2 separate regions of the Mus musculus genome follow, and region 2 is linked to region 1. Evidence: chromatin loops called from intact Hi-C (ENCODE). Cell type or tissue: heart. All regions are shown on one strand. Each heading gives the region's core, and the rest is flanking DNA. Links, peaks and the distances in the headings are about the cores only. Region 1 has its middle 93 kb from the start of Tle4. Region 2 overlaps Tle4 (transducin-like enhancer of split 4).

Region 1 (16,847 bases), core at 5,617-13,616:
ACCATGTACACAACGTTTTATTCTGTATTTTGAAAGTGCATATGTGAATGGGGAAATAGGCCACGTACTGCATGTCTATTGAGAGAAGCTGAAACGAGAATCTAATAATTAAAATTGAAAATCAACTGTCTTCAGTTCTTTGGGGGGGGGGCAGTATAGTTTTAGTGAATTGTTCTTTCCTTGGTATCACTTTTGTGTAGAACTACCTGCTCACAGAACTTTGCTGGTTTTGTTGATTATGTGGTTTTGTTTTTGTTTTCAATTTTGTAACAAGGCTTCTTGGAAAGAGGGTGATCTGTATTTAACTGCAGTATATCACATGATCTACAAAGCAGGAATGAGCAGAAACTTGCTGGTGGTTTGTCATCTGAAGCTGCCCAGCAGGCCGGAGTGTCGACGGAGGAACAGAGGAGGAGCGTATTTGCTGTGACTAATGGTTCTGAAGAAACCGTCTTTATACCATCACAGACAAACTTGTGAGAATGCAATGACCACCAGGGCCAGTGGGAAAGCTGAAGGAGTTTCTTGGCGCAGCTGGTACCAATAATGAACAAAAAGGCTGAAATGTTTCAGAAAGTGGAGGCTTTGTGCTTATCATATAAGAGCTTTGGGATGTGTGGGGATAAACTAATGCATTCAAGATATACTGGCACCACCGTGTGTATGCTTTTTATTTTCCCCTCAAATGATATTTGAATATGACACAAATACTGGTAGAATCATTAGTCATACATAGACATGTAGACACATAGATACAGACAGATGGACACACACACACACACACAGGTGCATGCACACATATCCCCAGTGACTTTATATGCCAGGTTTTTTTTAAGTGTCCTCACAAAGAATGGTCCAGGTACCTGAAACAGCCAGGTACAATTTTATCTGGCTGGTAGCTTCTGTTTCCCAGCTACCGAATCACATATTCCCTGAATCCCACATCAGTAATATAGTCTTTGGTTGAAAAATTGCTGTCAGTTTCCCGCAGACACTGAAGGCCAATCTGCATGGCAAAGGAAAAAAAAAAATAGCACAGTGAGTCCAGGGCCCAGGGCTGGGCACCTTGGGCGGGTGTGGCTTGCATGTGTATGAAATTGCCACTGCTTCTTGTCCTGATTGTAGAGCCTTCGTATTGCAGGTTCTGAAGACAAAGTAAAAGCATGGGGGGAGAAGTGTCAGCAAGAGCTGGGAACTCGAAGAAGAGTTGAAAAATAGTGAGAAATTTGACAATTTGTACATTGTAGTTATCAGGAAGTTTTAATGAGAATATTCTCCCAGGAAGAACTTTTCAATATGTCCTGGGGTAGAAGTGAGTAGCTGGGACAAACCATCCTCCAGTGGAGCTGGACATTCCTGGGGTTAGATCTGTCAACTCCATCACATGCGGTTTTGGTGACTCCTTGGGAAAGTTTGCAGTTAGATGTACTAAGTTGTTGCTTATCCACTAGTGGGCACACAGACCAAACACTAGTTAATGCCATTTAGAGTTGTTTGTGAGTGTAAGTGACACAGCATGCCATTCTGTGATGATACGCCACAAAGCTACAGTGACTTCATAGCACAGATACCACAGTATTTAGAAGTGCTGAGTTTGAATACTTAGTACCTTTTACAAAGTGTAACTTAACCTGGCTGTGGTGGCCTTCAATCCCAGCACTCTAGAGGCAGAGGCAGGCGGATCTCTGAGTTCGAGACCAGCCTGGTCTATATAGTGAGTTCCCAGAGAGTCTTGGCTGCATAGAGAAACCCTGTCTCAAAAACAAAACAAAACAAAACAAAACAAAACAAAACAAAACAAAACAAAGGAAAAAAGTATAACTTCATTAAAAATTTACATATGTTGGTTTTTAAGTGATAGAATTTTTAATAGCTATCTGGTAAGAGCCCTGAAAACTAACAGCTGCATTCCAGGAACCCAGATCAAGCTCCAGTGTGCTTCAGTTCTAGATGGATACAAACATTCATTTTTCTCTTTTCTTCTCTCGCTTCCTTTGCCGCCCCCTTCCCCAGAAATCTTGAGTTAGCAGGGGCATCATTATTGGCTGCTCAGGAACAAGACTTGCTAGGCCTGACTCACATATGTTAATACTTACTCAATTAGCTTCTTCAGTTTAAAAACAACAATCCCCAACCTCCCCCAGGCTGTTGTCTAAACCCCAAGGTCTGCTGAACCCAAGCCTACCCAGATGCCAACAACCAATGGTTTATGACGGGATTAGGAAGGAGAGTGAAGAAAGGTTTCTTGTCAGTTATGAGTGTGAAGACCACACACACTGAAGAAAGTATTCTATACAAATCAAAGGACCCCCTTCAGTCTGGCGTGGCAATAAGTGGTCAATGTTTCCTCTACTCTACTGCCCCAAGGTAGGGTTTCCGATTTGCCTCTTTGTATTCAAAAGCTCATCAATGAAATATTTGATCAAATGCTAGTAACTGTGGAGTTCCTGGAAGCAGCAGTTTTCAAAGTCTTTACAGTACCATGTCACCCAGGCTGTTGAAGAAATCCAGCTCTGGTGATAATATGTGTACTCATTCTCTGTAAATGATTAAGTTCAAAGCCACGCAGTGAATCATAGTAGCAAGGCTAGACTTGCTTTGATTAACTATACTGGTATAATGGAACTCAACAAAGCAATCACTGAGACATTTAACTCCAAATGTAAATCTTCTTCAACTCTGGGAAAAAAAAAAAAAAAAGGAAGAAAGAAAGCATGTTATGCAAGGAGAGGCGGCATATAATACAGCTGTATTCGCATAATGAGAGTGGAAGCCGTTGTAAGAAAAAGAGAATGTTGAAAAGTTGTTATGCTGTGTTTGGCAAGAATGAGTCATTTTAAAAGTGTCAATCATGATAATCCAACATATTTTTAATCTAAAGGTCAACAGAAGCAGCTTCCAAGGTGGTGCAATGTGCAAAAGCAAGTGGTTATAAGGTGATTTCAAGTGTTAATACTGTAGCACAGTATATCTAGGAAAATTAATCTCAGCTCTAAATTGAAGAGCATGGATTGATCAAGGTGGAAGAATTTTTTATTAAAAATGTACCGAAATAGCTGGTGACACTGTCTTTTCAAGCACAGAGCTCTGTGACAGTTTTATAATTCAGACATGGCTTTCTGTATAGGCGGTGTCCTCTACAACACAACAGTTATTCAGGGAAGGGTCGAAGGACTTGCCTGCTCGTACCAGTGCCCACAAAATGAAAACTCGTCCTTTGCAATGGCCCATGAGTCATTTGTGAACGCAAGAATAATATATACCAGTAGAACATAAACTAGGAGAACATGGTATTCTGCTGAGAATCAACCAGTCCCTGAGGCCCTGGCTAGAGTGCTTTGCTTTATATCCTCACACACCTTTATGGTTTTCCTTGAACAACTTTCAAATGTTCCACAAACATGGGTGGGTCATACTGTGCACTTAAGTAAGAGAAATAGCCCACAAAGAGTGACAGTAGTAAAATTATGTTCTATCTGTAACATTTATAGGAACATGTGGCCTTCCTCACATGGAAAGCCACCATGACTCAGGTGGTGTTGGACTTTCATCTCAGGAGCTTGCTACGTACACAGCAAACATATGATAAGTTTTATAAGGCTATAGAAACAGTTCTAGAAAAAACATTCTGTAAGAGGTCTTTAACATAAAAATCACTGGACACATTCAACTTCATCTTCAAGCTCCACCCAAAGGTACTAGATTGCTTAATTCACTATATGTTACTGTCGGGGAAACTTGGTTCCAGCCATTGCTGTAGATCCCAGCAAGAATCTCCCTAACAGTTCTCAAGCACTGGCTATAAATAGCAATGATATATTCTGGTATTCTTTGTAAATCTAATCAATAATTTGTTTTTTTCCCTCATGAATTAAAGTCACTTTTACATTTAAAAATCCTGTGTGTGTGTGTGTGCAGGTATGCACACATGTATCACTCATTCTTGTGATCTCTAATACAGTCCATATAATTTGTCAGTTGAACATTTAATGAAGGTTTAATTGTGTTTTTAGAAAGCTCTGGGTGGTTTAAAGAAAAAACTGAAACCCAAAATCCAATAATAAATAAGTGACTAAAAACAAACAACAGTAAGGTGAAGGAGCTACTGTGTCACACTGTCACATCCTGTCCTTTTCCAGGATGTATTTCTATGGAGAAAATATATACAGAGAGTGTGTCACAGGAGAGAGGCACATGAACTCTGGTATTTGTCACTACTCTTTTTTTCTCCTTAAAAAATTTAAAATATGTTGTTTAGATTCAAAGCATGAACTATACAGCCACTACTCTAAGTAGCTAAATGTGTGTATGGCATAATTTACCTACTAATATTCTGCATAGTAGTATACACATAGATCCTGTTAGATTTAATGTTTTGTCTCAACACAGAGCAAATGTGGGTCTATGAAAAATCAGAGAATAAAAAGAAAAACAATTATATAATTTCACCTTATAGAGAAATGAATACTATGAGAATTTTGCTATATTTTCCTGGTGTTTTAAATAGGTACACATGGTCATGCATTATAAATAAGTTTAGAATACTATTGTGTGGGGTGTCCATAAAAATAAGTGCAAAAGATTATATCTCTTTCAGTATTACTACTGTTACTAGATGGGCTGACAGTTCTAAGATGTGTTAATACTGTCTTGCATTTGATTTTTCTTCCAGTTTGAATATGTCATGCATGGCATTATACACAGACCTTCTAGACCTTTTCGGATGCCCTGTGTTTGAAAATCATATATATCTTGACAGCTTTTGTCTCACCATAGCAAGTTCCAAGCTTGGCATGATTGTGTCATTCTTAAATAGGTAATGGCCACAAATGCAGAAATATTCATACTTGCTTTGCCAGAAAAGACACATTTCACAAATGTCCTAGATTGTTTTTTTTCCAAAAGGCTGATTCACAAGCTCCCTGAAGATTTCTCAGTTTCAGGCTCAGTGATCACAATATAGAAACATACTTGGCAAATATCCAAGATCTTAAGACATCTAAAAGAAGCATATTTTCTTAACTTGCTCATCTCTTGCAGACACCATCAGTAGTGGAATTGGACTCGGTCAGAGGATGGGGAGGGAAAAAGTAATGAAAAACATGGACCTTATCTTTAACTATTCATCACATAGTCAAAACAGGGACAAGGAAAAGAACAGGGAAAGCAGCCATTAATATAATTCTTTGATAAGTAGGAGCCCAGGTAAATTGACAGGTGGCATATCTACATTGTTTTTTGTTTGTTTGTTTTGTTTTGTTTTGTTTGCCTTTTTCGAGACAGGGTTTCTCTGTATAGCCTTGGCTGTCCTGGAACTCACTCTGTAGACCAGGCTGGCCTTGAACTCAGAAATCCACCTGCCTCTGCCTCCCAAGTGCTGGGATTAAAGGCATGCACGACTACCACCCAGTGCATATCTACATTGTTACAGCAGTGAAGTTATTGAGATTAAACAACAATCTAGGATAAGAACACTCAACATCACTTTCTTAGCAAGCCTTTACTTTCAAAGAGGTCTACTGAATCTCCATGAACATTGAGCAGAGCAATTACTGATCTAAAACAGGCTCTTGAGAGCCTTAGCTCTACTATAGTTTCTCTTTCCTAGATACTTGTCTTTCAGAACAAGGTTGCTTCTCTCTGGGTAGCTTCAATTGGACTCTTGACAGTTTATGTAATATTCCTATTTGATATTTGTTGGGCAGTGGGCGTAGGGGAATAAAGGGAGTGGGAGAAAACCCACATTCTGCCAGAGTTCCGGTGCTCTGCTGCACGCACCCCGGGTGGGTTTGGCAGTGGGAAGCCACAGAATCCCAGCTGGGAGGTGGGAGTGGGGTGTGTGTGGACAAGGGGCAGTCCTAGGTTACAGATTCTCAGTCTAGGGTATCCCAGACATTGCTGGTCACTGTGGAAGAGCTGAGAACAAAATGGGGGCCCAAGGGCCAAAGGGAAGAGATGGCAGGGAGAGAGGGGGCGCTGGGTGGTTCCCACACAGGCAAGAGTCCTTGGTCTGGTCTGTGGTTGGAGCCCAAGAAGGCCTTCTGGTGGGAGGTTAGGCATGGCTCGTTAGGGGAAAGCCTATCCCATTGTTCAATCACAGAGGGCCTTGATGAGCAGAGACAGTCTGGTTTTAGAGCTTTATTGTAGAAAGGCAGAGAGAAAGAGAAGGTAGAAAGAGGGAGAGAGGCCAGCCATGCCACATGGAGAGAAGGGGGAAGGGAGAGAGAGAGAAGGAGGGTTAGAGATGAGAGTAAGAAAGGTAAGAGCTTAAAGAGAGAGAGGAGGGGCCAAGCAGCCCCTTTATAGTGGGCTCTGCTATCTTGGGGTTCCCAGGTAGCTGTGGGGAGGAGCACACCTGGCTATAGTCAGGTAACTGTGGTGGTGGGGTCTAGCCAGAATACCAGAAGCTTGGGGCATTGTCTTATAGTCACAGGATTACGGAGTTGGGGGCTCTGGTGTCAGGCACCTGTCTCTGGGAACATGGCTCACTGTTCCATCCCTTGTAGAGTTTTCTACTGGGTCGCCGAATCAAGCCTCATTCAACCAAAATAGGCTGCTTTTCACGGCCCCACAGATATTGGGGGAAATTGTATTTTGAAATGGACTCAATGTTAAATATTATTTTTATTGTCTTTGGAATAAATGTTACAAGGCAGTCTCATCATTGATGGGGGTGGTGCTTTGATTTACATGGACTCGTTCCTATCTATTATTTTAGTGTCAAAGACCTAACACAACGAGAGAAGTGTCTTTTGTAAATTCTAATGATATGAAACATGAATAAGGCAGAGACTTGACCTAGGTCCCGCTATTGTGCAAAAAAAGCAAATTTTAGAACTAAAATTTGTGCATTTAAAATTTCTGCTTTGTTTTCAAATGATTTGGTAATTTATGTGCCTTGATAGGTAAAATAATTATCTTCCACCTTATCTCATGAACATGCATGTCTCTGGAAAATAGGGAGATGGATTCATCATGTAAAATGGAAGAATATGATGGATGTGGTAATATATCCTGAATTATTAACTCTTGGGATGTGGAAGAAGGATCTGAAATTTAAGGTTACCCTTGGCTACATAGTGAGTTTGAGGTTACTCAGGACTTTATGAAACTCATTCTGGACTGTATGAGACTCTCCAGACAAACACAGAAAGATCAGCTCAGCCAAAATTTTGTCTTCTACCCTAGTGAATTGAGAAGGTGGTGAAAGGACAAGTTAAAATGGTTTCCAGTCCTCCTACCTTTAGGGAATGTGTGTATGAGTTGAGTAGATTGGTTTTCATATTGAATAGAAGGAAGATACTGAATTTAAAAAAAGTCCTCTATCATACATTAAGAGGATAAACGGACCCTTAGAGAGGAAAGAAAAAAAAACGGAGAAAGGAAGAACATTCTGGAAGAATAACTAATGATCACAAAGAACGTGAGTCAAATCTAAGATGGCAGCTTACCTACTGGATTTGACTGTGTTTTTTTCCCGTTTTTTGTTTTTTTTAAAGATTTATTTATTTGTTATATTTAAGTACACTGTAGCTGTCTTCAGACACTCCAGAAGAGGGTGTCAGATCTTGTTGCATATGGTTTGTGAGCCACCATGTGGTTGCTGGGATTTGAACTCAGGAACTTTGGAAGAGCAGTCAGTGCTCTTAACCGCTGAGCCATCTCATCAGTCCCCCTGGACTGGTTTAAATAGGAGTATACTATAACTAATTTTTCCTCCCTTTGACATACATGAAGATCATAGCACTATGTGGGAACAAAGGAGTTGCCTCTCCTATGTATATCTCTATTTTTTTTTTAGATTTATTTATTTATTATATGTAAGTACACTGTAGCTGTCTTCAGACACACCAGAAGAGGGCGTCAGATCTTGTTACAGATGGTTGTGAGCCACCATGTGGTTGCTGGGACTTGAACACTGGACCTTTGGAAGAGCAGTCGGGTACTCTTACCCACTGAGTCATCTCACCAGCCCTGTATATCTCTATTTTAACTCACAACTTCTGTGCATTTTTTTTTTTTCAGCAATGTAGGGAAGAACTTTTCATCATCTTCCATAACGTTTGTCTCCTTTTGTTCTTGATTTCTCAGTACCTACAATGTCTTCCAAACTTCCTCCTTTTCTGCCCTTCTATTCTTCCTTTTACCAGTGAAACCTTCCCACTACACTAGTTTCTTGTGACATTCCATACTTTTCCTCTTGTCTTCAACAGAGATAACCCTCTTACCCAGATTCTCTTTTAGTTTTTTTTTTTTTTTTTTTTTTTTTTAAGACAAGGTTTCTCTGTATAACCCTGGCTGTCCTGGAACTCACTCTGTAGACCAGGCTGGCCTTGAACTCAGAAATCTACCTGCCTCTGCCTCGCGAGTGCTGGGATTAAAGATGTGTGCCCCCATGCCTGGCATTATTATTTTTTGGGGGGGGGGGGATTCTAGGTACATACAACCAAGCCTAGCTTTATTTTTTTACTTATTTTTATTTTATTATTATTATTAATTATTTGGTTTTTTGAGACAGGATTTCTCTGTGTAGCTCTGGCTGTCCTCAGTCTGTAGACCAGGCTGGCCTCGAACTCAGAAATCTGCCTGCCTCTGCCTCCTAAGTGCTGGGATTAAAGGCATGCGCCACCACTGCTCGGCTTATTTTTTTACTCTTTTAGGTTTTAAACTCCACCTAAGGTAGAATTTATCAGTTAGCTTTAGAGATATTAGAAATGTTTCATATGCAGGCTAGAGAATGACAGCAGGGACAAATGACATGAGAGCCCCTTCCTATCAGCAGAAGCCATCCATGGAGCAGGTTCTCAGGAAACATGGTAATGAACCAGTGATGATCGTGTAGGCTGTTTGGTAGATTAAATGGATTTTGCTTCTGATAGTTTATATTTGTTGGTAGAAAAGTTTCTCTACACAATTTGGTAGCTGGGGAGGCACCGAGTAATAGGTTTCATCCCAAAGAACTTATGAATAATCCAATGACTCAGACATGCAATGTCCCCCCTACCCAGAACACATGTCCTATGTTCAAAGATATGAAAAGGATGCTATACAGTCCTGTAAATTTAAAAAAAAAAAAAAGTCCTTATTACAGAAATCACCCAGATTCATTTTCAGCTACTTAATTCTCTAAAGATGAAAAACACATTCTTGGCTTTCTTGGTAATTGCCTGAAGTACTGAAGAGGTAGTAATAAAAAATCAAAAGTCACTCAGGAGGGTTTTATACATGTATTACCTTCTTTAGGACATGACTATCCTGTGGAGCAAATCCAGTTATCCTCATGTCACAGATAACTAAACGGGATAGAAGAAGCTAAGTAAATGAAGATAACACAGAGAATAAAAGGAAGAAATGGTAGTCATGGGTATCCTGATGTCCAGAACAATTTTCTGTCCTATCAATGGTGGTTCCTGAGACTAGGTGTGAATCTGTGCTCTTCAGCCTTTGAATAAAAGTTCCCCACTGACTTACTGGTATATGCCTGAAAAAAAAAATCACCTCTCTGGGTTGTAAAACCATGTAAGTACATCAAATAAAAATGAGTTGGTGCAAGTGTGCTTTGCTTTGAAGGACAAATTCACAACTCTCCTTCTTATTGTGGTGACAGAATTCATCTTCCAGCATTTTTTAGTTTTGATGACCTACAAGAATGTATTGCATAACAGAAGTAAATAATTAATAGTAAGTATTATTCCCAAGGACCATAAATACGGGCTGGTGAAACCTTGCATAGCAAAGCATTTGTTCTTTAGGATGACAAGGAGGTGAGTGTTCACTCCAGTTTCTGCCCCTTGAGATGGAAAAGCTGCCTGTTGGTATTTTATGTAGGGTTACACAAGTAAGGACTGAAATTTCTCCATCAGTAGACCATGTGGGTCATGGAACTTGCTGAAAATTATGTTCTGAAGGTGGCCTTTCAAACCAGAACTTAACAACAACTGGTGCCAGGTTTCCCTTTTTATATATTTAAAAAGTTTAGATGGAAATATGATTCAGTAAGAGGCTACAATGAGTCAGCAAGGACTCCCAAAGGAGGCCATGAACCCTGTAGAGAGTCTAACAGAGACCTCTGCTGGCTGACTTTTGGGCTTCTTGACTGGTAGTTACCAACACAGCCTTGCCATCTCTAACATGCTTATAAGTATAGTTATGGATCACTTAAGGGTGGAATACAAGTTGCAAAGTGCATCTACTGATGGTTTCATCATCATGTGAACTTCACAGACTAAGTTGTCTGTGATGCCATTAGGTTGTATAAAGTGATGTAAATACATAGTGTTGTTGACCAAGACGTCATTACACGGCATGTGAGCTTAAATATAAATAATAATAATTCTTATGTTTGTCATACAGAATTATTTATTGCTCTTTGGTGTATCAAAGGTATGTTCATGTTTATGTTAAAAATTTTCCTTCTGCATGTGATCAAATTATGCTAATCAAGTTTCAGTTTTGTTCAAGCATTGATACAGGAGCTCACATTATAATGTAGAGCAGTGGTTTTCCACCTGGGGGTCTTGACTCCTTTGGGGTTCACATATCAAATATCCTGTGCATCATATATTTATATTACTATTCATAACAGTACAGAAATTACAATTATGAAATAGCAACAAAATAATTTTATGGATGGGGCTCACCACAACCTGAAGATCTGTATTAAAGGGTCACAGCATTAGGAAGCTTGGAAACCACTGGTATAGAGCATGATGGGCAATTGGACATCTTATTAGCAGATTAGATTATTGAAGTATATAAATTCTGGCACCTAAATCTTGTAACACTTCATCAACAGTTCAATAAAACCTGAAGCACCTGAAAATAATGTATTTTTATGTTGAACATTAGATATATAGAGTACTCTTTAACTCACCACGTGTTCTGTGTCTGTGTTTTTTTAGCCTCTATTGAAATCAGGCACTCACCCATATGGATCAACATGAAGGACCTCCCAGTTTTTCCTAGGAGAAATTGTCAATTGCAGGGCTAAATATAGATCAACCAACCCAATGTCTAAATCATCACAGCCAATGCAAAGCCCATTTGTATAATTATGCTGTCCGCCAACCTGTGAACACAGTCATTTTCAGGTAAATAAATTACTGCTATAATTATATGTTCTTGAGGTCACCTCCTATAAGAGATGGTCAGCACTTAGATTAACTATTCCACAGTGCCCTCAGCCACTGAATGCCAGGTAATGCTGTCAAAGACACATTTAATTAGTTCAGCTCTTCATTTAATTACAGAGTTAGCTTAGAGATGAAGAAGAAAGTAAAACATTCTCAGACCGGGTTCTAGGAGGGAAGGTCTTTCATCTTCAGCCACAGTCTTCCTTTCCATTTTAGTTTTGGCCAAGAAAGAACATTCCTCATACTTTAGTGGATTAATAATCTACCTGAAGATAGGCGGAGCTTTGCCTGTGTATAATTCCACACCGAAGGAAACAACTCTGCATTCTCTAGAGACACATTTTTGGCACTGGTAGATCAATGCTTCTCAAACTATATTTTTTTTATAGTTTGTTTATACTCATGTAGATACAATGACAATTTATTAATTTGTGGATTGATAAAATTTTATATTAGTTCAAAATATGGCATTATTGGGGCTGGATTTTGAAAGATTCCAACCTCTCTTCACACACTATGTAAATAATCCTAGTAGTACCCAACAATAAGTAAATAATATGTGTTTTAACAATATTGTTCTGCCGGGCAGTGGTGGCACACGTCTTTAATCCCAGCACTTGGGAGGCAGAGGCAGGCGGACTTCTGAGTTCGAGGCCAGCCTGGTCTACAAAGTGAGTTCCAGGACAGTCAGGGCTGTACAGAGAAACCCTGTCTCGAAAAACCAAAAACCAAACCAAACCAAACCAAACCAAACCAAACCAAACCCCAATATTGTTCTTTGATTTTAGTATTTCTGTTGTAGATGACTTATTAGTCACAGTTTGCGTCTGGTTCCCTGCATCAGCCAGACTATCTGGCCCTGGGTTATAAGTACTTATGTATGTGTCAACTTAGGCTGAAACTTTTGAAAGCTGATACACAGTTTTCTGCCTTTCTTGTGTCCTGGTAATCCCATGAGCTGAGCTGGTAGAAGCCTTAGGTGGAAGGAGCATTGTTTGCTGAGTCACTGGTGGGGAAGAGCTGCTCTGAGGATGACTCTACATCTAAAAAGAAGGCATGGAGAGCTCGACATTTGTTTATCATAGCACAATCTAGGCATGCTAGCAAATATAGTCTGCTTGTATGGTAATAAACGGATCTGTAATCTGTAACACTAAGTAGCCACCTAAATGGTGGTAATTTGGACCTAATATGTATGAATATTAATTCTTTTAAACAAGAAAATTAGGGTATTTCACACACTTCCTTCAATATAAGGCACTCATTCATTAATTTTTAATGAGAAACATTCATTATTATGAATTCTCTGACAAGACTTTGATTTTTTTCTTTTGGTAAATGATGACCATAATTAAGCTCCTCATAATGAATACAGCAATTTTTAAACAATACAATTTATAAGATGCTTCTCCTCCCGGAGGTTTACTTTTGTTAAGAAAAAGAAATAGAGAATCTGGGACTACATTTCCACATCTGGGTTTATAGTTATGGCTTCATTTACCTTGGCTTTCCACTTATTCATCCGTTCCTTTGATACAAACCCTTTCTGCTCAACACAGGGTTAGTTGGCTTTAAAAAGAAAATTTAACATAGAGCATAGGATACAGGGACACTAGTAATAGAACTTTTTTTCCCTTAAAGGCTTCCTGTTGTTGCCATCTTTGGCTTCAGTTCCTTTGGTAGCTCAAAACTGTATCATTCACTTTTACAGCACACAAATGAATTCATACATATAAACCAGCAATTAATTGAGATAGTCAATCTATTTTTCAGGAGCATTTGATATCAGGGAAAACGGACAAAATTAGACCTATGACACAGCTATATGCTCCACTAGGAGGGTCTCGATGGGTTGTCAGTGGCCCCAGATAGAAGTAGATAGAGGTTACAACAATCCTGTCTGTGGAAGTTTTTTCAGTATCGTGACAAAGTACATGGCAGGGTGAAAGACTTGCATTAGTTTATGCCTTCAAAGTCTTCAGCCTCAGACCTTGCCTCCTTTGATTCTGATCTGTGGTACAACACACGTCAAGAACACATGACAGCGACTAGCTACCTCATGCTACCTTTGCTTCTGCTTTTCATTCATCCACCCTCCCCATCAACCCACATCCTTGCTGCACCCAGGGACGAGGTAGAACATCCAAAGCGTACCCCGTGACTCGCTTCCTGCACTGACTCCGCCTCTCAAAAGTCTTAGAACTGCATAGGATAGTATCATTAGGTGGGAGCCAAACATTCAACACGTGAGCCTATGATAGGCATATCTTATTCAAACCACGGCATTTGCCTACACAAAAATCACTTCTCTGTAGTCTATTTTCAGGTTGTTATGCATCATCTGTAGTGCACAGACAAATAGAAAAAGACAGACCTCAAAGTAAAGAGGCCAATACTGGATTCTCCTGATATCAGCCCACTGTCCTCTTTGGTTCTCTTAAGACAACAGGCCAGATGTCAAATTGCACACTGAGTCTCAGGACAAAAGTCTTCTACAACTCACTGTTTCATTAGGAAATCTTTGGTTCTCTGCACAAACTTCGGCCAGTTGAGTCCTTTCAGTGTTCTGCAATTTAAGATCACTGTCCTTCTTCATCCCATCCTAACCCAAACACTTTTAAAATATTATTCTTATTTTTACATATATGAATGTTTTGCCTGGATGAATGGTTATGCATGACATGAGGGCGTGGTGCCTACAGAGGCCAGAAGAGGAGCACAACTGGTCCCCTGGAACTGGAGTTACTGATCATTATAAGCCTCGTTGTCAGTGCTGGGAATCAAACCCAGGTCCCATGGAAGACCAGCCAGCTTATTCAGTCACCTCGCCAGGGCCCCTGACTTGAAATCTTAAGGGTTTGAGCAGGCTGCATTTCAAGGCATTTCTTTGGAACTTGCGCTCATTCATTCTTCAGCATAATCTATTGTTTATCTCATGGACGAACTATTTCAGAAGTCTCCCACTTTATCTCTCAAACCCCAGCCAGTGCCTTTCCTTTTGGTGTGCTGTCTTTTTGGATAGATGATGTGGAAGGCAATTTCTTTTCTGCGTTGTTCTTGTGGGCATCCTGCAGTAGAATTTGGTGAGATTGCATCAAATTCTTTTGGTGAATATAGTAAAAATTTTTTAACTGAAAAATTTTGTAAGACTATTATTTTATTTGTTTGTTTATTTATTTGTTTGTTTATTTGAGACAAGGTCTCACTGTAGCTACAGCTGTCCTGGAATTCATCATGTAGACCAGGTTGGTTTTGAACTCCTAGAGCTCTTCCTGCTTCTGCCTCCAAAGTTCTGGATTAAAGATGTACACCATCATGCCTAGTTAAGATTGTGATTTTTATAATCTATGTTCAGTGTTATTTATACAAGAAAAAAATAAGGCCCTGATCTCTCCTGTAAAATAAATTGACCATGAATATATTTTGAGTAGAATTATTTTTTCTTTGAATTGACTGCTTAGTTAAAAACAACCAAATTAATTCATAAAGCAGAGTACTCACATTTTATAAAAATATTTTTGAGTTTACCAATGGATGTAAGAAAAGGAATATAAATAGGATGCTGGGAATTAGGAATCAGAGAACATTTTATATCCAATTCACTTGTGCCATGTTCTTTCCCCATTGTTGAGGCTGCCTTCTGCCAGGAAGATGCAAGAACATTGATAAAGAATGGTGTACTTACAGAGTGCAGTCTTAAGTCACCATTAAACAAGCTGAAGTTGTTTGTTGTTTAATACAGAACCCATATTTCTTTTTTAAAAGAAAGGAAAACACTTAATTGGGACTGGCTTACAGTTTCAGAGGTTCAGTCCATTATTATCATGGTGAGAAGTTTGGCAGTGTCCAGGCAGACATGGTGCTGGAAGAGGATCTGAGAGTTCTGCATCTTGATCTGGAGGCAGCCAGGAGGAGGAGGCTCTCTTCCTCCCTTGAGCATAGGAGACCTCAAATCCTGCCTTCACAGTGACATACTTCCTACAGCAAGGCCTCACCCATTCCAACAAGGCCATACCTCTTAATAGTGCCATTTTTTACAAGCCAAGCATTCAAACACATGAGTCTATGAGGGGTCAAAATATTCAAACACACTTACCAACTCATGAAACACTCCAAAACCCACATCTATAAAAGGACTTTTCTGTGAAAATGACCTCAGAGAAAGCTATGGTTCCAAAGAGTGAGAGTTTAGGTCACATGAACCTCACTGTTCATTGTTCTAAAATGAACAGCTACCCTAATTTTCTTGGAATGAGTGGCTTGGACTATTGGCCTGTCAGTGTCACAGTGAGGTAATACTGCATAGTTTAGAGCTGCATTGCTCTTCAGAGGTTCATGAGTTGATGGTTTCATTCCCAGAGAGCAGTGCCACTGGAAGGACTGGAAATGCTGAGGTGAGGCTCGCTAAGCAGAAGTGGGCCACTGAGGGAGTGGGCCATTGCGAATGTGCACAGGAAAACCATAATTAGACCAAATAGACCAAAAAGAGACCCCCAGCAACTCTACTCCCTCTGCTTCCTGGATGCTATGCATGAGCAGCCTGCCTGTGCCTTGCATATCCACGGTGATGCTGTCTTTTGTGGGCCCCTAAATAATCTGGTCAAACAGTGATGGGTGAAAACTTATGAAATCGAGAACCCAGATGAACATTTTTTTTTTTTTTCCTTTGCGGTGTTTCTCGGGGAGTTTGTCACAGCAACGGAGACCTACCAGAACTCCTAGCTAAGACAAAGCAGTGAGCAGAACAGACTTTAGGTTGAATTGGCATCTGGAAAGCTCTGGTATCTCTTTGTATAGTAGAGTTGTATTAAATAATTACTTACATTTGGTCAATAAAAGTGCTGTTAATTTTTTTTTTTTTTTTTTTCTGAGACAGGGTTTCTCTCTGTAGCCCTGGTTGTCCTGGAATTCACTCTGTAGACCAGGCTGGCCTCGAACTCAGAAATTCGTCTGCTTCTGCCTCCTGAGTGCTGGGATTAAAGGTGTGCGCCACCACACCTGGCTAAATTCTTGACAATTGAAAATTTCAAAAGGAAAAGGAACAATAAAAGAATTGGGCACCAAGACAGACAGCTCATCAGTAGGAAGTGGATCCAGCTTACAACAAGACCACAGAGATGTTTTCATTGCACGGAACTGTGGGAGACACCATTCCTTACCAGTGTTCTGCATCTTTCTGGAAGAGGGCGATTCAGCAATGGGGGAAGAACAAGACATAAGTGAATTGGATTAACTGAGAAGTAGGAAAAACCCTTCTCAAGACCCTGATAGGAAGAGAATGATCATATGTGGCATCTAAAGCAGGTCTTGCTGAGGCATTCAAACAAGCAAACAAACAACATCAAATTAAACAATTAACAAGCAAACAATGATTAGATAATTTCTCCTGAAATTTCTTTAGCAGCTATGTGCTGCTGGGTATCTGGTAGCAGGAAATTGCTGGCAAGGTTCTGAGTGGTGAGGATGCTGTATCATTTGTTTTAAGTTGTTATCAACAATTTTAGAATGTCTGTCTATGAAACCAAACTAAAACCAATTAAGGAAAAGGCCAATCTTGGAAAAAATTATGAAACCTGAGATAAAATGATATGCGTGAAAATCAGAATGTGAAAAGAGATTTTTTTTTAATTTCAAAAACATAACAAAATTATTTTTAGTACTATGGTAATGCTATTACTGAAATCCTTACACAAATTTTGGACTAATTGTAGTAGT
Region 2 (16,847 bases), core at 3,933-11,932, 240 kb before region 1:
ACTACTGTAAACTATGTTCCTATCAGAAAAACTGGTTAAGTGCTGTTTACAGTACTCACTGGTTTTTCCAGCCGCAAGTTCCAAAGTCTTGCATATTTCTCAAAAAACAAACCAAACAAACCCACCAATATGACAATGCTCGTCCAGCTTTTCCTCTCCAGCTGCACTGTCCCCTGTCCCCGAATAATTCCACTTGTCCTGGTATCAACTTCTCTGTTTGTTACTTTTCTGTTGCTGTGATAAAATACCATGACCAAAAGCATCTTAATAAAGAAAGATTTTTAGCTTACCATTCCAGAGGGAGAGAGTCCACAAGGCATGCAGCACATGATCGGTGGCCACACACATTAGCTACCCCGTGCATATGATTAGACATGAAGATGTGACCTCTCTTAAAATGTTAGATTGAAAATCAAACTTTTAAAAAAACATCATAGTTGTTTCCTGTGTCATCCCTACCATCCTTGACACACCAACTTTTATTCACATGAGTCAAATAGTTACTAGAACAAATACCCGCTGAAGATGCTGTCGTATCTAACAGCTGGGGAGGAGAAGCTGAATCAGGGAAAGAGGGGACATTTATTACTGGTTGACATTTCAGTCACTGGTTATCGCCACAGGGAAAAGAAGACTAGCCATGGGCCAGCATTCAGTTCTAGATGTGACACCTTCCTAGATTTGGCAGAATTTATTTCAGAAAACATTACCCAGGGACCACCGAGGAACAAGATTTTAGGTGACACTCCTAAAAGATGATGCCTAATTCTCCTCATGGGAGCCGATTTTGCATTTATCTAAACAGCCTACATCTTGTACAGGCCCCGACGTCCTTACAGAAAAGAACCGAGTTGGTTTGGTTCTGGGATAACATGTTAACTAAAACTACAAAGTCGTCACTGCATTGCTGAAGAGTTTCTTTCTTAGTGGCTTTATTTAACACAAGTGAGGAATGCTAAGCCCTGAGGGAGTCTAAACGTGAACCACAGGTTGAAACACCTTTGGGCAACCAGAATAGTGGCTCTCAGGTCTGCAGATAACCATGCCCTTTGCCTTGAAGCCCACCAATCCTTTGAGGGTGGGGCCTCTGTTATCTCAGAAACATTTTAACGTGACTCAAACAAATCTGTGTTAACTGTCATGGTGGCCTCTCTGTGAGCTCGTGATTCAAAGCCCCCCAAAAATCATCAAAGGTACTAGGGTGACCCATCTCTCAAATATGACTATATGAGTATTGGACATGTTTCAGAGTGCAAAAACATCCCCCAAAACAAAAACAAACCAAAACAACAACAAAACAGAACAGAACAAAACACACTATTTATCCATACTAACACAAACTTTTAAAAGAAAGTCTACCACATTTTGAAATTTGGAATGAGAAAAATAACAAAAACGAAACAAAACAAAGAACACACTTTTCTATTAGAAAATTTAAAAGATATTTTTGATGTCATGCATTTTTAAATGTCTTCATCAATAAGGAAGTATATGGCTTTGTCACATATTTTGGTTTTAGTTACATACAGGCCACAAACCTTTCAGAGTGAAGGCAGTGTCTGTGGTAAAACCCAGACCTCATTTAAAAAAGAAAGAGAAAGAAAAAGAAGTATTCTAGCAGTCTTATTGGTCATTGAGGCACACAGACTAAAGCAGGGAGGCTTATAAGTCTTGTTCAGGCAACTGTCTTATTATTTCCTCTTGATCAAGGCACTTGACCTCTGTACATCTGGTACCTCCTCAACCAAATAGTCTAAAATCCCTTCTCTTCAATTCCAAATTAAATACTGAAGGGTCACTGGAAGTTATCCATGACCGGGGACAAAAGTGACCAGCTCCGGAGCTGTACGTTTCTATAGTCAGTGCACACGTCACTTTGCAGAAGCAGTTTGGATGTCCTGTCCAGAACAGCACTGTGCTTGCCTGTAGGATGCTGCTGGCTGGGAGGCCATACAAGATGCTGCATCCTGTCTTCCTCTCATGTAGCCCTGCCTGGCCTCAAAGCTCATGTTAACTGACATGGGATTGGACTTCTGCGCTTCCCACCTTGACCTCTACGTGCTGATTACAGGTGTTGTGCCATCGTGCCTGGATCACATCTCTTCAAAAGACCTAAAGCATTCTGTGCCCCTAAATACTTGTGGGCCTAAAGATTTAAAAGCAGTTTGAGACCCTCTTCCTTCAGGAAGAGGGATTGAAACAGAGACAGAGACAGGAAAGCGGGAAGCAAAGCATCCTCAGGTGGTGGGTGTCGTGGTAACTTAGTGCTTCTCAGTACTGAAAACAGTGACAACACAGGCACAGAGCACAGAATCAGAGACCTCCTTGTTTGATTTTCTGCCAAGGGGGACATTTCTAATGTCTTTTAAAGGAAATTAAAGGCCAGAGACAGTTCAGTACAGTTGGATTTTTTTGTTTTCGGTCCAAGTTTACATTTTGGTTCTTCGAGAAGTAAATGCCAGTTATATGGAAATGTAGAAGCCTGAGGTGAAAGGTACAACACCACACTCACATCTAACACAAGACTTCAAAACATTAAAGAAAACCCCAGAAGCTGAAGCAACCCATTCACCTTATCTCATTTCCCCGGCAGGTCGGTGATTGGGTCATGAACTTCCAAGTTTTACACATCTAATGTGATGTAATATGATACAAATAACAAGGTCCTGCGGACCTCATGTTTTTGAAGATCCTAGGGGTGTGGTGGGGATGTTGCATTCAAACAACAAAAACGTGACGTGCAGTGAGGTAGAAATGGTATGAAGTCCCAAGTAGCCCATGTGGAGTAGGGTTACGAGCTCCCACTTAAAGCTGGGGCTGCACAAAAATCACTATCTGCTGAGCTCAGCAGGGCACTTCGAACTCTTCACACTCCACGTTCAAGTTAAGGTGGCCTGACATGGGATCCCACGCTCTGGGGGCTGCAGCAAAGTCCATTCATTCCTGATCACCTAAGCCCCCACTAACACTCACTGTGGAATTATGCAAATGCTATCAAAGAACATTGCTTACACTACAGGCAGCGAACCAAGGTCCTGTTCCAGCAAGTACCTCAGACTTCCTGCAATCAGAGGAATGTTCTTGTTCTACAAACCATGGTGCCCAGAAATTGTCATGGAGAGAGGAATTGACTATCACTGTGGGAACCATAACTAATTTTCCTGATCCTGCCATAAAAGTGGAAATCAGATTTCATTAACATGACTGCTTAGAGAAAGCATGAAGAACTACTAACATGTGATGGGTATTTAACAATAAGCTTGAACGGCTGATTTCAATGAATCTCCAAAGCTTTGTTTTGGGGGGAGGAGCTGTACTTTAGTCACAGCTGTACCTGGCTTCTCCTTATTAAGCTAAACTCTACCGGGATTGAAGTATTTGCAGTTCTTCAAGTAATGGGAAGTTATAAAGTCTGGGACAATGGTCTGCTTGCAGGACACTAGTTTGGGCATCTCCCATTGTTCCTTGCTTCTTGAGGGCATCTCTTCTGGTCCATTTTCTAGCAGCCTATGATAAGGTAGGTCTGTTTATCACAGGTCTCTCATGACGAATTCCTACTGAGTCCTTCTAGAACTTCAAGGCCTCCCAAGAGGAAAAATAATCAATCCTAGTTCAACTCACAACCAAGAGTTTCCTAGGAGGTACCAGAACATTTAGCCTATGGAGGGGGTCACAGCACAGGAACTATAAAGACAATCTGCGATGGAACAGAGGAGTTTTCAAGTTGTATGACCTGGATGAAATGGAGCACTGCACAATTAGGTGGAAGCACTGTGAATGCCCCTTCCCATTTCTGGTCCAGTTCTGCTGTACACAGGGTGATTCTGGACCAGTTTCGAGTCTGCTAGCCCCTCAAATTCCCACCAGAGTTTTGATAAATAGCATTTCCCTTGTGACCTTTTCCTTTCTATATAAACAGAACTATGACCGCCCCTCTCTCCTTGCTGGGCCTACTGTGAGATCAAACAGGGCCCCTGTGCTCATAGTACTCTAGACTAAGGTCAGTCCTATGGGAATTATCTGCAGGCAACTATGAAAGTCCCAGCTGAGAAGTCTGTAGCTTAGAAGCCCAGCTATCCTGCAAACTTCTAACATGGAGGTTCAAAATTCTACCACCCATTACACCTCTTGTCAAACACCCCATCAAAAGGAAACAGCCACTACAGCTTAACAAGGCAGAGTTCTCTCTGCCCTTAGCTCAATAGTGTTTGAACACTCTCATAAAACCCTTTGTGCTGTATTCAAGCGACTGAAAATAAACCATTTCCATTGCCAATGTATAATGTGTCAGCACCCCAAAGTGAATAAATGGAATTAGCTCAAAAGAAGAGAGACAGCAGTTGCTACTGCTCTATGACAAATGTCCCCAGAACCCGAGCACTGGCAAGATCCAGGTCACCACTGAAACGCTAGATCTCTCTGGAATATAGCTGAATTAGCACCTTTTTTAAAACTGATTTTTGTAATTGCTTATTCAAGGTTGGACAATGAATCTCGGGGCTAAGTTTCTTACTATTACCAGAAATAAATCCACAAATATCCTAGTCCGTTTTCAGTACAGCACCAGGCCATGAAGGTCCACTGAGGCACCCAAAAAACAACCAATCCTCCTGGCTCATGTTCAGGCTGCTCGCCGGGTTGGCATATCTGTCCAGAATGCCATCTTTTGTTCTCGGTTGGCAGGAATTTTGTGATTGTGTGATGTAGTTTGAACCTAGTGTTTAATTCCCAGCACTTCTAAGTGTTGCAGGCACATACAATATTCCAGGTAGACCCCAATGAAGCCATTTTGCTAAGTATCAGCTCAGAGAGGTATGCAGCTTTGAAATCTGGAGGTCTGCCACTTTGCAGCAGAACCGCCTGTCTAGGAAGGTCCAATGGCTGCTTTGACCTGCCTTTTCCTTTTTCTATAGTTTGTTTACTCAACTCTGTTCTCCCATTCTAAATTTTCTCTTGCTTTGGAGAGAGATGCCTCTTCTTTGTTCTTCGGACTCTGCAAGAACTATACAAAGAGCATAATTTATGGTGAAAGCAGCAACTGACTTTCAGTAATTACTTATTTTCCTTCTTTTCAGAGGTATCAGATCATCAGCACTTGCCACACCAGAGGCATAGTCCCAGACCCTTAAAATTACCTTTATAGTTCAATAATTATGGCAAAACTTCTGTGTACATTAAGACAGGCCTCCAACTTATACAGGTATGCCTCTTGATTCTAGACCTTATTCCCCAGCTAGTAGTATTATTTGGGGGAGGCAGTGGAGCTTTTAAGAGGCCTAGCAGTAGTCACTAGAGGTCACTAGGGGTGGGGGTCTCTGGAGGTTTTACTGCCCCTGGTTCCAGTCTGTGAACTGTGCTTCCCAGTCAGCACCATGTGATTAAAGCCTCTGCCTGCAATCACAAATGGAGCCAATACTGTTACCATGCCTTTTCTGCTGGACTGAAATAGCTCTGTAACAGTGAGCAAAAAAGCAACCGAACAATTCGCCTGCCCCTCTGCCCCCCAACCCAACTATCCTCCCTTAAATTGTTTCCACCAGGTGTTCTGTCACAGAGATAAGAAAAATATACTCTTATAAGCCCAGTACTGGGGAATGGATAAGCTCTCAGCATTATCTATCGACAACAACTGCCACAGAGTCAGTTTATAAAGCCAATTCTCTGTGCCTCTCTGGGTAACCCTACCAGACATATAAGTTGTGTTTTCTGATGTGCAAACGTGTTTTTTCCTTCTGACTTTCTATGTTGTCAGAACCATGCCGACGAGTAACTAACAGAAGTTCAAGGCCCTCTCTATATCCATTATTCCTTCCACGCCCAACAAAGAGTGTCTCCCCACCTCGAGTTGATCTCTATGGATAGTCACTTACTATCTTAAGAAATGATCTCTTATTTCTCAGCAGCTTCAGTGGATTTGCATACCATCCTGCAATGCAGCCAGCTTATGGCATCTCACTGGACTTGCTGATTTGGTCTACATGGGTGAATAACGCTGGAATTCACTCACTTAGTACCTAGCTGGGTCTCCTATGGCTGATCACTGCAGATTACCATGACGATCCCAAATCCTGTCCCACAAATTAGGATTCAAGTTCTTCTTTGCCCTAGTCTTAAAAAAAAAAAAAATCTAACCCAGGATGCTTCCAGAAACTTGTGTGTTTTTTTTGAAAAGTCCTCAAACCCCCACACTTGGCAATGGTCCAATCTGTCAAATTCTGAATGCTGTGTTAGCTCCAGAGCATTCACAACAGTGTGGGAAACATTACCAAAATCTGTGAGGTCCAGTACAATAGCTGTTAGCTCCTGTGGAGCTATTGAGCACTTGAAATTTAGTCTGTATTACTGGCAAAAAAAGGTTTCTAATATTAATTAGTTCCAAGAGTTAAGTTTAAGTAGCTTTAAGTGGCTAGTTTACCAGAATGACAGTAAAAATCTAAATGGTTCAAGTTTGAGAGTTTTGGACTGCTTCTAGATGAAAGACTGTCAACAAAATGAGAGGCTCAGTAAATACTTGGCAACCACCTGCCTTCCATAACTTCTTTCATGCTTTCTGGGTTATCTCAAAAGAAAAATTAAAAAAAAAAAAAAAAAAAAAGAAACAGTTCAAAACCCATAGTACTTAACAATCTGACTTGAATATAACTAGTGATTTTAATATAGGGAGTGGCATAGACAAAGCAATTAGCAAAAATAATTAGAAAATAATCATTCTAGAAGTTATTTATGTTTAATGCTTAAAAGTCTGAATGCACAAACAATCTACCATCATAGAAGTACTGGTGGCCAACACAATGCGTTAGAACTATGTACAATGCACAGTTTAGTATCAAAATCTTTCTACACTGTAGAGTTTTATGAAACTGTTAATGACATCAAACACTAAGCACTTAAGACACCATTTTTTTTGCTACCACACAAAGAACGTCAATGACAGTCCATTTCAGCTTGCAGCATCCATCCATTTCTAGTATGAAATTAAGTGATTTTTCTACTTATACAATAAAGTTTATCTACACAGTTCTTGATTTTGATCCATAGCAGCAAAGGCACTGTACATCAGCAGATCCACAGACTTAAAAGATCTTTTTAAAGCATTCAAACAAAAAATAATAATAAAAAAGGAGTCACATGTTATAGTTTTAACAGCAACAACAACAACAACATAAAAGATAACACAATGTTTCTGGCACAATGGCACAGCCTGTGTCCATTTCAGGGACATCCAACTAAGACATGGAAAGAACCAGAGGTAAATAAAGCAAGCCACCATCCCGGGAGAGGCTCTTCTTTGTGGCTTTCAGAGGGTGGGCTCTGCAAACCCTCCTCTGCTGGCCTTTGTGTGGGAAAGACTTGCTTTGCACAGCGGTAGGCAAGCAGTCCTCCTGTACCTACAGCTCCTAAAGAGCATGACACAAAACAGCCTGCCATGTCTCACAGCATCACAACTGCCCAGAGACACACAGCTTCCTCTGCCAGGAAATTTGGCAAAAATATTTAGAAGAAATTAAGTTCTCTCTTTGAGGCCCAATTTAATTTTTGATCTGTCTATAATACAATAAAAAAAGGAATTAAAAAATATTACAAAGATACTTGTCAACAAGTAAAAAATAAAAAAGAAAAACATCTAATTATTTTTGTTGAATGTAATCTAAAGTTATAGACATATTGGTTAAAGTTGCCCAAATAGACTCAAAGGAATAGTACTTGGCCTGTTATATTCTACTTGTTCAAACAGCCAAATTTCCAAATGTTTTTAATATAAGTAGAAAATAAAACAAAACAACCTCATAACAACACAGCAACATATTGCTTCCGTGTGTAATTATACATTTCACATCTCTATACAGTCAATAGTCTACATTTAGTGACATTTAAATCAGTTATTTTAAACCTTCCTTTCCCCTCCCTCACCAAAAGGGAGGGGTGGAGCATCAAATACAATGCACCTTCATTATCAATGCAGGAGCGGACAGCTTTATTTAGTCAGTCATTGTTAGAAAGCCTTCTTTAAACAAAATAAATATATTACAGATATAATACATAATTAAAGATTCCATTCACTGTTAGGTATTCCATGTTCTTCCAAGACGATAGCTGAAGATTTGGTATCACAGGTTCTTAATGAGTATTCACAATTCAATAGCAAGGAGGAAGTGGGGCTATGGGAAGGGATTAAACTCCACAACTGCAATGAGTATTGGAAATCCTTGGTTTTAGAATGGGAGAGGGGTGAACAGAAAAGTACAACAGCGCAAAGTGCTATGAGGAGGAGTCCAGTTTGCACGAAGATTTGTCCTTAATAAATAACTTCATAAACCGTAGCTTTCTTGTCCCCAGAGCCAGTGACAATGTACTTGTCATCCACAGAGATGTCACAGCTAAGCACCGATGAGGATTCTTTGGACTAGGGAAGAAACATATCAAGAATGTCACATAGAGGAACTGAGCAGCAGGACTGGTGGGTGTGGCTGAGCAGATGTACAACCAAAGTGCTCCCCAGAGCACCAAGTACATCTGCAGATAGAGGGCAGCACCAACATTCCTAGACATGGCAGGAGGACATCATCCTTAGCTTAGGCTAAGGATTCCTGTCCTGAGGCATCAAAGAGAGGTAACTCAATGGTCAGCGGGCTCTGCAATGAGGCAAATCCTAGTTCTTTAAACTCTATTCCTGGGGCTGGAGAGAGAACTCACTGGATAAGAGCACTGAATGCTCTTCTAGAGAACATGGGTTCAAACCCAAGAGCCCACATGGCAGTTTATAACTGTTTGTTTGTTTGTTTTTAAACTCCAGTTTGGGGGAGGGGTTTCCTTCTGCTTTCCTCAAGTACCAGGTATACAACCTGGTCAACAGACAAGCATACAGACAATAAAATAAAAGAACAAACAAACAAACAACCCCCCTTTCTTCACTAGAGAGTACAGAGCAAGTAGGACATTCAAGATCCAAGACCTCAGCTGCCACAGACAGGGAGCCTGGCTCTCGGCGGTACCACAGAGCGGCAAGCACTGCACAGGCCTAACAACTAAAGGCAGACATGAGCCACAATGTCCACTGCTACTAGCACAGAACACGAGAACAGGAAAGAGGAGTTCAATAGTTGGAAACAGAAACACACTCCACTGAAGAGAGGTGAAGGGTGATGAAGGGATGAGGGAAGACCACACACAGACAAGGCTTAAAATAGGACCCTCAAGAATACTGGGAGCATCAGAAGTCACACGTGTAAGACAAGTACCTAATATACTGCATGTCAAACTTTTTTTATTGCAATTGCTAATAATTAAAATACCTAAGACAGTATATACATCGATATAATACTTGTATTTAATAAAAATAAAGTCTAATCTTTTTCTTTCAGTTTGTATACCTAAAAGGTCAAGTATTAAAATTTAAGCTTCAGCCAGGCATGGTAATGCATGCCTTTAATATCAGCATTCAAAGGCAGTGGCAAGTGGATCTCTGTGAGTTACAGGCCATCCAGGGCTACATAGTGAAACCTTGTGTCATATAAAACAAGAAAGGGGAGAAGGCAGGTATGAGTGTCATGACAGTAACATCAGCTACTCTGTCATGCCATGCCACCAACCTTGTATTGTGCTCTGTTTTGGATTCAGACAATTAATCCACTCTATTATGACTTGTCATTAATGGACCTGAAAGTTTTTGTGTGTGTGTGTCTGTGTTTGTGCTATGCTTAAATCTGGTAGGTTTTTTTTCCCCCAAATAATTTCCAAAACTACACAAAATTCTATTGTGCTACTAAGACGTTTATAAAATGAATGCAGTTTGAAATTTTCCGGAACACGCTTAGAAAAAAGAAGTGGTAACAGAAAGTGAGTCAAAGAATTTGAAAAGAGCCAATACTACTCATGAACACAAAATGTTCAAGATTGAAAACAGAAAATGTATACATAAACACGAAAATGCCACAGAAGACCTAAAACCCCTAATTAGAGGATTGAGTCATGGGTAATTCAGGCTTTGATATTGAGATCAGAAATCTCAGCAGATGGCCCTCCCTTGTGCAACTAATCCCCCTCCCAGACAGGGTCTTGTTCTGCCTGGCAGAAATGGTGTCAGGTGCCCCAACGTAATTTCAAAGCACTTAAGCAGGGGCACTACTCATAGGATGCACGAAGAGGCCATGGCTACAGCTCTGCAGGCTCACAGGACACGCGCTGCTCAGCAAGCAAGGCATTACCTGGAATATGCTGGCCCCATAAGGCGTCCTCCAAGCATTCAGAAGGTTGTCCTTTCCAGTGCTTACAAACCATTTGCCTACAGGAAGAAGGCTTTGTGTTACTTTGTCATGTGATTCATAGACTGCTGAATTGATATAGAAATTCATTCCATTTATAACAAATAAGAGTATCTTTTCACTTCAAAAGTAAAGCCCACCGACCTTCTGAATTTTATGAGTCACTGATTGTTGTGGTAAGGAATAAAGTGGACTAAGACTAAGAATTTACATAGCTTGTTAGGAAAGCATGCATGGTTAAGTAAACTATATAGTTGTCAAGAGAGACACATTGCCAAAATAGAAGACTCGGTTTGGAATGAGTCAAAAGAAGAACCAAGCAATCATTCAGTTTACAGAAACTGGAAAAGGGGGGTTTGCTTACCACAGTGGGCAAACTTGAGTGACAGCACACAGCTCTCATGAAGATGCAACTGGTATTTGTCTGGTTTGGTGACATGCAATACTTCCACATTGCTATTCTCCATCCCCACTGCAAGCCACTCTCCAGTTGGGCAATAGCCCAATGAAAAGATCTGGAAGAATAACAAATGATGGTAGCTACAGAGGACAAGGTCTTATCTTATTAACCAGGAGGTATACTCTTTAAATATAGAGGAAATCAACAAAACTCAAAATGTACAGAAAGAACCAAGTCTAAGCGATGATCTCTAAGAGATCCACATTCAAAGCCAGCACATTTTCTTTTAATAGGTCACATTACCCACACACAGGCCACACCTGAGAGGTGAAGTCATGTTGCTGCAGCTGCCGCCCTTCACGCAGGTCCCAGGACCTCACAGTGTTGTCCAAACCACCTGTCCAGAGCTTGGTGCCATCATTAGAAATGTCAATACAGCTGGCTCCATCTGTGTGCCCCTGGAATTGCCTGGAAACGTAAAATGAAGGGAAAGCCCTTGAAAAGCTAGTTCTTACTTGAATTCTACTGAGAACTCTTTTCTGATCAAGTTCAGTGCCGAGTTTATCTACAGATCTCATTTGGTATCTGTCGCCTGTGCAGGGGGAAGGCCATTCGCCAAGAAATACCTCATGTAAGCACACTCTGCGGGACACTGCCCAGGGACACTTCTGGCAAAATGTACATGAGGCATGAAGTAAAATGTTCAAAGTGGGTCCTCATCTCATAGTCGAGGATGACCTTGATTATCTGATTCTTACCCTAAAGCCACAAGAACAAGTATTTTGCTTTTGAAATTGCAGCCCTTCAAAATAAGAGTGCAAACGACTCTCCTCTTCCATTCACACCCCTTGCCTCACAGTTAAATTTCCCAATCTTCTCAGACCCTTTTCTGAATCCTACTGTTCGTTCTCATTTCTATAACCCTGCCGTCCACTTGTCCTTAAATATGAGAACACAGACAATTTAGGCCAAGTGAGCGCAAGCAACAAACTACCAGGACTGGGTCCTTGGCAAGAGTCCTACAACCACTGCTGAAGTGTGCCCCATGCGTCACCTAAATTATAATCCTATAACCATGTACTATGGCTTCTCACTGATGAGCTAGGGGTGATGATGAGTGTTAGCAGGCACTGATAAGAAATTACCTCTAATGAGCCCACAAGATCCTGACAACATTCATTATGTAAAAATGACCTTCAATTCTAAAACTCAGGAATACTCTGTGTATGTGTGTGCATGTATAAAATGAAACAGAAATAAAAGATAGTGTGGAAGAAAGATTTCACATATAAAATCTGTTGTTATCTCTAACGTGTATCTAATTCATAACATTTTTAGAAAGTAGTTACATTCCATCCAGACAGACGGAGACAAACACACAAACATACGACACATAGTAAGACATCCACACAGAGCGTCCAGCATCACGTGGTAAATTAGCTCTCCCTCTCAATACAGAAGTAAATTCAGCTGACCTACCTCACCAGAGTCTGGTTGTGCAGATCCCACACTGCGATGTTACCGTCGCTGCAGCATGAGAAGCAGACCTTGGAGTCGGGGCTGATGGCCAGAGCATAGCAGGCAGGGGCTGAGGATGTCAGCTCTGCCTTGATGCGTGGAGTTGGAGCTGCCAGGTCCCAGATGGACAGTGTGCTGGCTTCCCCTCCAACAATTAAGGTGCGACCATCAGGGAGCAATCTGCAGGAACGGATGTAGTTATCCCTGTTCTGTGGAGACAAAAGCCATCATGAGATTACTCATGAGGAAAAGGAAACAGCATTAACATGAGAGCAGAAATCCATAAAAGTATTGTGTTCCCTTCTGGTTTAATGAGCCATTTATACTTATGACAATGATAAAGTAGATTAATGCTATAAAATTACATGAAATTAAGGAAGTATTTAAACTTGATCTACAAAATTCAGTACCAAGATATTTAATCTTAATTAGCACCCAAATGCAAAGATCTAGTCTCATTCCCACCACCAAATTAAACAAGTGTGGATGTAATCTGCACACGCAGATCCATATGGTCTGTGTACACACTACTGCAGTTCTCTAAGCTCTGAAGCCCTGTCATACTTTGCTGAGGATCGAGGGTCTCGGTATTAAAGCCATATCAGTTAAAAGTCACTTGGCAGTTGGCTCTTTCGGCCTAGCATTGTTATGTCTGACTGACAGGCATATGAGTTCCATGAAGTACCAACAAACAGGCAGCAAGACAGGAAAAGAAACTGTCTCCCCTGTTCATGAGTTGGTGGAAATCTTAGGTATACTCATGTTAGATTACGTGATGTACCAAAACATGCTTCTGATATAAGGGAAGAAAAGTAAGCTTCAATTTCCTGTGCAAACAAAGGACAAAAGGTGACAATAGTTAAGGGGCTTGGTAGCCACACAAATAACTAGACTTCAGAAAGTTCTCAGGTATGAGTGTTATGTTCCATACCAATGTAAGGAACTCCTAGTATTCTTGAACCAAGTGACTTACCTTTGACCTTGGGGACAGGGTAAATGCAGATTGTACAGGTGCATATAACACACATAAACAACTGGATTACTCTGAGAGAAAAACACCCACTTATTCTCTTAGGACTGCTGATTTTCACAATCGGGGTCTTTATCATCCCTGCTCACTTACCAGACAGTCCAGCTGAGAGACTGGGCTCTTGTTGCCAGGGTGGCTGATGTCCCAGACCTTAACACAGCCCTTGCCACCTGTGTACACGTGCCTTGTGGGGTTGCTGATGGTCACTGCACACACCACCTCCCCATGGTTGAGGGTGTTGATCTGTCGAGCGTGTCGGGGGATCCCTGGTCCAATGAGGGCATCAGGGGGGAAAGGGACAGGCTGCATCTGGCCATCGGCACTGACGTGAAAGGAGTATGCTCTAGGGTACATAAAGGAAAAACAGCAGAACAATGTAGAAAGCATTAGCTTTTGCTTGTTTTCTTTTACATCAGGGTCTTATGTATGCATGGTTAGCCTCAATCTCACTATAGAGTGGAGAGTGGTCCTGGATAGCTAACCTGTCTCTACTTCCCATGTGCTGTGATTAGAGGTATGCACTTAACCATGTCTGGTTCAAGCAGTGATGAATATCAAACATAGGTTCCATGCATACTAGAAACACACTATCCACTAAACTACCTTCCTTGGAAATATTATTAAACTATCCAATATAAGAAGAGAGAAAATCCTTTCTTTCAGTGCCACTTGAGATGTGCATAAACAAAGAAACAAAAATAGAAAAATCAAATGAATCTGGTACAACACAATAACATTACCTTTCAAGACATGGTGCTAGGTCTATAACCAAATACCCATTGGTTGTTTAATAGTTGCTATGTATCATCAGTAGTTACTGAGCCTCTCTGAATGTAATTCTAACTTCAAAAAGAAAGGATGAGTGTATAGTTTGCAGAGAACTAAGTAGGATAGCTAATGACATATAATATATATACTACATATAACATATGTGTGTATGTATGTATGTATATATATATATATATATATATATATATATATATATATATATGTATGTGTATATATATGTGTGTGTGTATATATGACCTATTTTTTTTCACTCTAAACCTTCATTGGTATTTTTCTGTGGTTCCATGGGCTGTAACAGATTTTACCTATACAGCTGGACTCAGTCCAATCAAATGAGTTATTAATAGAGATCAGTAAGCTAAAATTATGAAGCTCTGAAGAGTTCAGGTTCTTTAGGTAAAAACACTAAAAGGGCAGATGTATAAGAAAATAGTTTTAATACATTGATCAGACTCGAAAATCACAAATTCTAAAAGATACAAAAGTAATGGGGACTTGAAAAGTGTCCTGTCCTGTCAGAAAGTCTCAAGGTCCGTCTTGCTGCGTACAGCACTTCCATTTCCAGTTGACAGCCTTAGAAACCTTCTGGTGTAAAAATATTAAACTGGACCTGAAGTTTTCATCACAGATTCTACTTTTAGTAGACAACTATTAATGTTAGCAAGGACATAGTGAGGCTTCTGGGATGTAGACCAACTTTAGGGGAAAACAGATCACAATAGCAGGTAGGAAGGAGCTAAGCTTACCTTGGTAGCTCTTAGTGATCACAGCCCTTTTTGAGAAATATGTACCATACCAAGAGAAAGCTTTTGTGGGTATATGACAAATAGGAGCTTGGACTAAACCGGCACAGATCAGAATCAAAGCTGAGATAGTGTGGTGGTTTGGATGAGAAATGCCACCCCGGGTTGTCAGGTACTTGAATTTTCTGTTCACCAGCAGTGGTGCTAATTAGGAGTTTTAGATGGTGCATCCTCGCTGAAAGAAGCATGAAGGGCTTTGACATTAAAATCCTCCTGCCACTGCAGCTTTCTCTCTGCTTTTTGCATGCATTTGAAGACATGTGTTGTTAGCTACCTGCTCCAGTCACTACACCAGTGCCTTGCTGCTTCCCTGCCATGACAGACTCTTAGTTCTTTAAAATCTTAAGCCGAAATAAACATCATCTTCCACAACTTACTTTTAGTCATGGTATTTTATCAAAGTAACAGAAAAGTAACTGAAATTGATACTTTAGTTTTTTATTGCAAAAGTCTAAGCTGGTCATGTTTACAAAAAGCAGCCCAGCACTGAGGGGATGCCACAGCTGCTAAGGAAAGGGTGGAGAAGCTGGGAAGTGAATAGACAGTATTCTCTGAGTCAAATAAGGAGGACCTGGAGCCACACCTATGTGTGGCCTCAGTAAAGGGAACATATGAGATCTGGTAGAAATGCTGGGAGTAGGGTTTGTAATTGACAGGACCTGGCTTGTAAAGCCAGGTAAGACTACACTGGCTAGGACACTTGGATTGTGGACTCATCTGGGGTGATGAGAGCTTTTAATATAAGTAACTGAAATTGAGTAAGGCAGATTTTCACTAGAGATGATGCTGGGAACAGAAAAAGCCTTCAGGGGCTTCACTAATAGTAGACACTAGTTACACTCTAAGCCTTGTGTCAGACCTTTAAGGGAAACTCCCTCAAGGTATAAAATGGGGGGAGGGGGACCTCAAATAGCAGACAGAGGTCTGAAAGAAGCATGGTTTTTACAGAAGCCAGAAATCTAACTCATAAAGCTGCCATGGAAAGCACTCAAGAAATACCATTGGACTGGTGGCTTGCAGGCTGTGAGGAAATGCAAGGGTACTTTCCTGGGGGGCTGCAGAGGAAAGGGTCACATCAGGGAAGCCACGTTGAGAGAAGGCTAACTGATGTAGCAATCAAGGGGTCACAAGGGGTCTTACAGGAAGGGAAGGAAGGTTAAGTCCAAGCTCAGGTACTGTTATACTTTTTTTACCTCTTGGTTTTTCAAGACAGAATTTAATCCTGAGTTCTAGGGTTGAAAGTGCATACAACTACTGCCCTGCAATTAGACATTTTCTCCACAAACTCAAATTCTTTCTTAATAAAGGGACAATGATCCACAAAGATTCCAAATTGATAACACCTCAAGGCAAAGGCAGCCTGGGCCCCAAGCCCCCACTTACTGCCCCAAGTCTTCTCTTTTTGCACTCCTCTACTCCCAGGTTTCCAGCTATGGCCAGCATGTGGGCAAGTGTACAACCTCTTCCACCAAGTGGACCTTTCAGCCTACCACCTGAAACTGCTGCTGGGGCAGCACTGCCACACCCTGTCATCCTCCAACATCCCCCACACTAATACTAGCACTATTGACTGGTGGATGGGTGCTCCACACTGCTGAGTGAGGCTCCCCAGGGAAGGCAGAAGGTTGATTTTTCAAGTTGGGAATAGCTGCTAAACCATACCAATGTGGCAAGACGTCTGTCTACCAGAGCCTGCTGAGGGGTTCCCAGCAACAATCAGGGCCACACTCCCTTCCCTGATGCCTAAGGGCTCCAGCCCAACAGGGCAAGAGTTAAGGCCCTTCTCCAAGGTGGAACATTGTAGACTGGACCCAATTGTGGTAGGCAGCTGCCCAGAGATGTCTGGGATTATGGGAGGGAACAGCCTCAGAGTGGCCCATCCACTAGCTGCAGTGTGTATCCTGGCATCTTGTTGTCATACCCTGGTCCTTAAACAGCCTTCTTTGTGTCAGCATGTGTGGAGATGGTCCCCTTGAATGTCTTCCTTGTCCTCTCTGATTTCTTCCTGTTTGCCTCCAGGCAAGATGATGCAAAACAGCCCAGAG

What was found. Peaks named below come from ENCODE experiments on the same cell type or tissue, not always from the same donor. Only the 100,000 strongest peaks of a DNase experiment are listed, where the experiment ranks them.
Region 2: a loop joins it to region 1, with 2.2 times the contacts of the local background. A loop is called at or near these places in 4 of 42 quality-filtered maps.

What each region holds. Positions count from the first base shown.
Region 1 is chr19:14,682,331-14,699,177 of GRCm38, forward strand. No RefSeq gene overlaps it. Among named protein-coding and RNA genes, the nearest start is that of Tle4, 93 kb to the left of the region's middle. In heart, for the core only: a CTCF peak has its summit at 10,077 (motif pointing left); no DNase peak of the experiment used is centred there.
Region 2 is chr19:14,441,438-14,458,284 of GRCm38, forward strand. It overlaps Tle4 (transducin-like enhancer of split 4), which reads right to left. Exons shown (of 20, transcript NM_011600.3): 15 at 13,304-13,553; 16 at 12,142-12,389; 17 at 10,983-11,130; 18 at 10,627-10,777; 19 at 10,206-10,282; 20 at 6,635-8,404. The coding sequence ends at 8,297. Among named protein-coding and RNA genes, the nearest start is that of Gm8630, 14 kb to the left of the region's middle. In heart, for the core only: a CTCF peak has its summit at 8,521; no DNase peak of the experiment used is centred there.